Regions from separate parts of the Homo sapiens genome. Here region 2 is linked to region 1. Evidence: chromatin contacts called from ENCODE Hi-C or POLR2A ChIA-PET data. All regions are on one chromosome and are shown on one strand. Each heading gives the region's core, a stretch centred on a gene start or an enhancer-like site at or near the end of the contact. The rest is flanking DNA. Distances are from core to core; before and after follow the strand shown. Region 1 has its middle 22 kb from the start of LINC01080. Region 2 has its middle 73 kb from the start of LINC01080.

Region 1 (3,271 bases), core at 339-2,838:
TGAAGTGGGTCTCAACAGTGTCAAGTGTCAGCAAAGCTGCATTCCTTCCAGAAGCTTGGGGGGAAGATCTCTGTCTTTGCCTTTTGCAGCTTCTAGAGGCTGCTTTCATCACTGTGACCTCTGCTTCCATCATCACATCTCCTTCACTGACTATCTGGCCTTTATCTTTCTCTTATTAGGACTCTTGTGATTACATTGGGCTCTCCTGGATAATCCAGGATAATCTTCCCATCTCAAGGTCCTTAATGGAATCACATGTTCACAGTCCCTGTTTCCATGTAATGTAACATATTCACAGGTTCTGGCAGTTAGAATGAGCACATCTTTAGAAAAGGAGCTCTTCCTCTGCCTCCTACACGAGTGTGGAATGACATAGGAAAAGCATCTAAAACACATGTGGAGTCACACCAACTTAAAAGGTATTGGCAGAGGAAGAGAAAACAGCAAAGTAACCATAAATTAACATAGAAAGACCTGGAGGAAACCTGGCAGTGTGGTGACATAAAAAATATGGAAAGAAAGTATTTTAAGGGAGCAATCAGTTGTGTTTCTATTAGTGAGAGATTAGGTAAGACAAAGACTTACAAATGCTCACAGAAATCATTTGTGGTCTCTTAAAGATCTGCTGGAGTATAGCAATTAGAATGAAAGGCTAAGTTGAGTCATGGCTGGGAGCGGGGACAGAGATAGTAAGACAATTCTTTTGAGAAGATGTGTTCTAAACAGCTACAGAAAACTAGAGGGAGAAATAGTGGAGGGGGAGGGAGTTGCCCACCCCCACTGAAAATGCATCTGCATATTTAAATGTGCCAGTAAAGAAAGACGTTAAAAATAAAGAGTGAGAGGGAATAATCAGATTTCAGCCTGTAAGAAGAGGGAAAAGGAAGAAAATATTTTTCATTTTGACAGGGAAGAGAAGGAAACTATTGAGTTGTATAAAAGTAAATTGAGAAAATTACTGTTGCATTATTTGTTTTCTCTATTAAATAGAAGATCACGGGCTAATAGCTGAGGGGGCTTCTGGGGTGGGGTGATGGACTTTTGAGAGGCATAGGTATTGTTGAAATACTACATGGAATCATTGCTTGTTGACCAGGAAAAATATAGTAGTGCATTAGAGAGCCACAAGTGCCCCATCAAAATGAAAGACATAAATATGTAGTGGACCAATTCTGACCACTGTATGATTTTTCTCTTGAAATGTCAGTGAGCTGCATGCAAAAGCAGAGAATGTAGCAGTAGAATGTATTAAGGTTTGTAGGGTTTTCTCCAATGAGGAATGGCGGAATGACCACAGAATAGAGGTTTTAGCAAACTGGTAAACAAAAGGATGAAGTAATGGCATGACTAAGGAGCTAAGTAAAGACAGGAGGGACCTAATGGGGAGAGGGACAAGGGACTCTATAAAATAAAGCACTAAAGTCAAAGAGCTGGTGTTGGGAACAATAAAGTGAGAGAGATGGTGAGGAATGCATGGTTAAGAATGACTGTGACTACTTTATTTGAGAGATGGTGCAATCTGCATGTGATAAGATCTAGGGTGTGACCATGGAGTGGGTGCCTGGGGTGGCGGAAAATTCTGGAAGCTGAAGCAGGCAAGGAACCTTGAGGCAAAGTTGTCAGTTGGAGTCACCCAGGATGGTGTCAAGCCAGAGGGTGGAGAGAATGACTGCCGGCCAGGTGCCTAGGTCTTCCAAGAGATTACTACCATATCATCAGCAAATAGGCGAGAAGTAAAAAGTCAAAAGCTTCCCACAAAGGCAAAACATATTAAGGCAATTACCTGAATGATTTGATTAAAATCCTTGTCCTGGTTTTCTAGGAAAAAGAAACTTAGCCTGTTTTGGCATAAATGAATTTACGTGAGAATTTACAATGTCTCAAACCATTTTTCCTGTTTGAATAGTTAGCCACTAGTAGTTTACCTCTGGTCCCAACTGGCCATTAGCCTGAGGATGGATTAACATTGGACTTACTGCCAATGAATGTGCAGAAAGAAATCCTCTCAACGTTCTTCTCTGTTGGGTTGGCCAAATCACAAAGAAAGAGCTTGCAGTAGAGAGTCTGGAATGGAGAATATGCAATGACACTAAAAGTATCTCTGCATTTTACTCTCTGAGTCTGAACATTGCTTGTTCACATCAGCTCCGTGGCCCCATGACTCAGCCCTGTCGTAAAAGAGTATTTTTTTAAATAGTGATAATACTTTGTACTGTTTAATGTACTCTGTAAGGCAAGATAAACTAGCAACTTCCTTGCCCTCCAGGAGCTAACAATTGTGTGCCTATATTTAGCTGTCTAAAATCATAGATTAAACCATTTAAACTTCTTTATATGAACTAAGTATAAGTAAATTAATAAGTGCTTTCAAGTGGTGATAAACAGGGGAATTCTTAAGGAAGGCTCATCAGAAATATTGCCATCTATCTTATTCCAATACAGGGAATTATAGCATCTACTTTCTAAGCACGTGTACCCAGAGCTGAGGAAAACACCAAAAGAAGGCACACACATTGTATGTTCACTGAGGACACTTACAGTCTTGTTTGGAACATATATATAATACATATGGAACATTCATAAAATATAAGATGTATCAACTATTGAAAGCTTCTGAAATAAATAAATGGTATTTTTATTATAGGAAGGGTACCTCTGTTTGCTCAAAGATGGGTGAGATGGCTCTTGTTATTGTGTAGCTCACAGTATATGGGAGAAAGCAGATGTGTGTACAGGTAAGCTACACTATGTCATATGCAGAGACTTGTGGGCCAGAGAGGAGAAATCATTTACAGGGGCAGTTAAGAACATTCTCAAAGAGTAGGTGACCTTGGAACCAAGTCTAGAAGGCATTGTAGAAACTTGCTAAGGTGGGAGAGGGAAGGTGAAAGATGGGCCTTCCAGGTATGAGCCTCCTCTGAAGTTGCTTCCTCTGACTAACATCACTCTAAATGACTCTCTTGCTCTGTAATCCATAGTTAATTAAATATTTTTGGAACTAGAAGGATGAAACTCCAGAGATTCTATGATTCAGAAATTCAGTGGTGAAAACTGAAATCCAAAACAAAAGAAGTGTTTATTAGAGCTCCTACAGCTCAAAGGGGATAAATTGAAACTAAGCAATGTCTGTGGAATAAATAATTGCACAGGCTAACCAGCGCTGGGACCAAATCTGTAGAGGAAGGAAATAAAAATAAGTGCTAAGGGCAAAAATTCAACTCTGAATAGTATCTCCAGTGGTTATGGCAATACTTATTCTTACTGCTCTTAG
Region 2 (3,271 bases), core at 199-2,698, 95 kb before region 1:
GGCAATATAAGTTCCAGTTGTCCTTTAGCTCCATTGGTACAATTTTTTGTAACATTGGACAAGTCACTTTCCTTCCTTTACGTCTCCATTGGTACCCGCTAAGTAAAACCAATATCTACCATCAAGTCCACCATAGTTATCCTAAAGCACACAAAATATTCTGCCATGCATATCAAAAGAAAATCCTCAATTTTAGAGACACTAGATAAGTATGTATCTAAGAGTAAACATTCATATTGTACAAAGAATAAATTAATTCAAATTCTGATTTTAAAAAAATTCCTGGAGGATGGCTTGAGGCCAGGAGTTTGAGACCAGCATTGGCATCATGGTAAGACTCCCATCTCTACAAAAAAAAAAAAAAAAAAATTAGCCAGGCATGAGGGCATGTGCCTGTAGTCCTAGCTACACAGGAGGTTGAGGAAGGAGGATCACTTGATCCCAGGGGTATAAAGCTATAAGCTATCATCGAGCCACTGAATTCTAGCCTGGGCAACAGAGTGAGATCCTGTCTCTAAAAAATTAAATTAAATTAAAAAATTAAAAGTTACTGAGTGTGGTGTTGTATATTTGAAAATACGATATGGTTTTCACTATTTGGCTGCTCTCAAAACACGTGCATTTGGAAGCCATGGTTTTTTCAGTTTCTTTTTAAACTGATGTGGAAAATAAAGTAGATTAATAACATTCAATTTTAATCAATATCAAATTTGTTCCATGTGCTAAAATGCAAGATAATCTAGCAAAAAATAGTGAGCATGTATTTGGTGCTGGGTTCAATACTTGAGTGGAGATAAGGCAAAAAGATTTTCCTGCTAATCAAGCCAGCACTGTGTGCTTGCAATATTAATTTAACATAACCACAGTAACTAAAGTGTTAAGTGCTATCAAGGGTTTGAATCCACAAAGGTTAGTAAATAAATAAATAAAGCAGCCCTTCTGCTCATTAGGAAGCCATCCAAAGCCCGGAAGAGAGAATCAAGTTCCTAATTTATGAGTCAGCCACTTAAAAAAAAAAAAAAAAAAAAAAAAAAAAAAGAGTCAAAGCTAACACACTCATTCCAACAGCTTTTCCCATGCTGGTCTTTCTGGAAAGATAAATTCCTGCAGGATTATTTTTTGGAATTACTACCAGTAAGTTCTATTATACTGTCAGACCTAGAAAAAATTATTTCACTAGGACTTCAAACATGAGATTGAATAAATGATTATGGCAAATTGTTGTTCCTAATTAATTAAAATGATTTATATGGCATGCTGTGTAACTGAAGAATGCAAAAAGTGAAAAAAAAGAATGTCTTTGTAGTAAAGTAGATTTGTGTAAGTGGAATAAAAGCATAAGAATAAGCTTCCATGAGCGAGTTCTACAACTGAGTCATCTATTTAGCCTTCATTTTTGGCAGCATCATTGACCAGTGAGCAGGGATTTACCAGAAAATTGTTGACCACAATAATCAAATTTTGCAACAAAAATTCACAGATTGGACGTCATGCCGTTGACTATATAAGACAAGTTAGAAGACACAATCTATTTTGCTTTTGATTCTCAAAAGCAACAGTTTGTTTTATGCTTTTAAAATTCCCCATTAAAATAACTTCTGATTCTATTCTCATTGTCTCTTTTGCTCCTGGTTCCCTTCCTTCACCTCCCCTCCTGCTCCCTCCAATTCTGACCCACTGTGGTCTCCTGGCATTGTTCTGACATTTGCCTGGCAGAACATAAAACAACAAATATGTTCAATTTGAGTGGTTTCCTGCAATGTTATTCTATCAAACTGGCAATTTCCGAAAGGATTTAGAAAGGAGCATACAATTCCTCAGACACCGGGAGGTCTGACAGTGACTGCCAAAACAGTCCATGCTTTTAGCGGGCCGTAATATCTGAGCACACAAAAACATCCCTTTTTCTCAGGTTTATTTTTTATGCTTAATACCGAACAGACTTCAGAGACTTTCTAAGTGGCCAGAGAGTACTATATTTAGCACCTTAAAACTCAAAGGAGTTTAGAATATTTTGATATGCATGGTGCATGGAGATCCAATTTATTCTACAGCAGTCACCTATGGTAATGAAATGTTAATCAAGATATTTAAATTACAGCTAATGGAATGATGGCATCGTATAAGGACCAGATGTAAAATTCATTACCATAGGCTCTGTTTATTCCCTGTATAGTCATTTCCTGCTCCCCTCACCCAACATTTGACATTTCCAAGATGGTGGCAGCTTTGGAAATTTTATGATTTGATTGTGGTTTGGCTTGAGTTCAAATTATAGGGTCTGAATTTGATCAAATTAGACAACTAATGCCTCAGGCAGGAACAGTGCATGCCAATGTCAATGGTGTTAAGATGTACTATAGCATTAACTTGAGACAGAATACTGCAAACCCTTATGGTTCATAATACTTCATGTCCACAAACTATCCTTAAAACTATAATAGATGGATGTGGCCTGTGATGTATTATTATTATTTCAGCTCTTGGAGGGCTGAAATCTTTTGATCCAGAAACATGGACTTCTTGTGAGTCAATTCATTTGTGTTCACCAATGTGTACAGCAACCACATCCTTAACCCTCCCTCCTCTGCAAAAGCAGCATTGTTGAGGAGTCATGGTGGCATGCTTGTGTGACTTGTCTCATACTCTACTGCAGTTATTGTATTCATTCTTCCATTTCATGTCAAATTCTGGCACTGTGTTAAAAGACATTCCAGTGTAGTTTTTGCTTTAAAACAAGAGAAATGAGTTTATAGATTCCTGCTCAGAAGATATTTGAATAAACAAATCCTTACATTTTTATCTTTGATGAAAACTCATCTTGTTTTATTTCCCTTATGCAGGCTGTCTCATATCCTAAAATTCAGCAAGCACAAGGGACACAGTCTTTGGGCTTCATGCAGTGTGACAACATGGCCTTTTGGCAAAACATCCTAGCACCAGGCAGTGTCCTAAATAATGCCTTGTAAGTAGTTGTAAGCCCTTAGCTCTGGAAGGGCTTCCATAACTGTGTCCTCTCTCAAACTTCTGAGGTCCTGGGAGCTAGTAGAGTAAGGAAAGATGTTTAGTTTCCCTGCCTGACAGCACCCACCTCCAACCTTCCTCTCCTGCATGACTCCAAATTTCATCACTTCTCAGGTCTAAGAGGAAGGCTCTGAACAAAGCATGATGGTGTGGGAAAAAGTCACAGACTAGGACTCAGTTACCTGGTGTTTGCTTGGCAACTAACTGCATGCCCTTGAGCAAGTGATTCCACCTCCCAAGTCTTCAA

What was found. A loop is a pair of places that touch in the nucleus more often than their neighbours do. ChIA-PET counts read pairs that join two places held with the same protein, here RNA polymerase II (POLR2A). Pooled maps may share reads with other maps.
Region 2: a loop to region 1 is called in a map of PC-3, with 11 times the contacts of the local background. The contact joins two enhancer-like sites. A Hi-C loop is called at or near these places in 1 of 168 maps with a recorded cell type or tissue (PC-3) and 2 of 50 pooled maps. POLR2A ChIA-PET finds 5 or more read pairs at or near these places in 2 of 52 experiments (BJ and activated CD4-positive, alpha-beta T cell).

What each region holds. Positions count from the first base shown.
Region 1 is chr13:79,987,633-79,990,903 of GRCh38, reverse strand. No RefSeq gene overlaps it. Among named protein-coding and RNA genes, the nearest start is that of LINC01080, 22 kb to the left of the region's middle. Within about 2 kb of position 1,588, at least 4 of the 41 ENCODE cell types and tissues checked have a DNase peak (open chromatin) inside an H3K27ac peak, as active enhancers do; they include PC-3, where a contact is called at or near this core.
Region 2 is chr13:80,082,253-80,085,523 of GRCh38, reverse strand. No RefSeq gene overlaps it. Among named protein-coding and RNA genes, the nearest start is that of LINC01080, 73 kb to the right of the region's middle. Within about 2 kb of position 1,448, at least 6 of the 41 ENCODE cell types and tissues checked have a DNase peak (open chromatin) inside an H3K27ac peak, as active enhancers do; they include PC-3, where a contact is called at or near this core.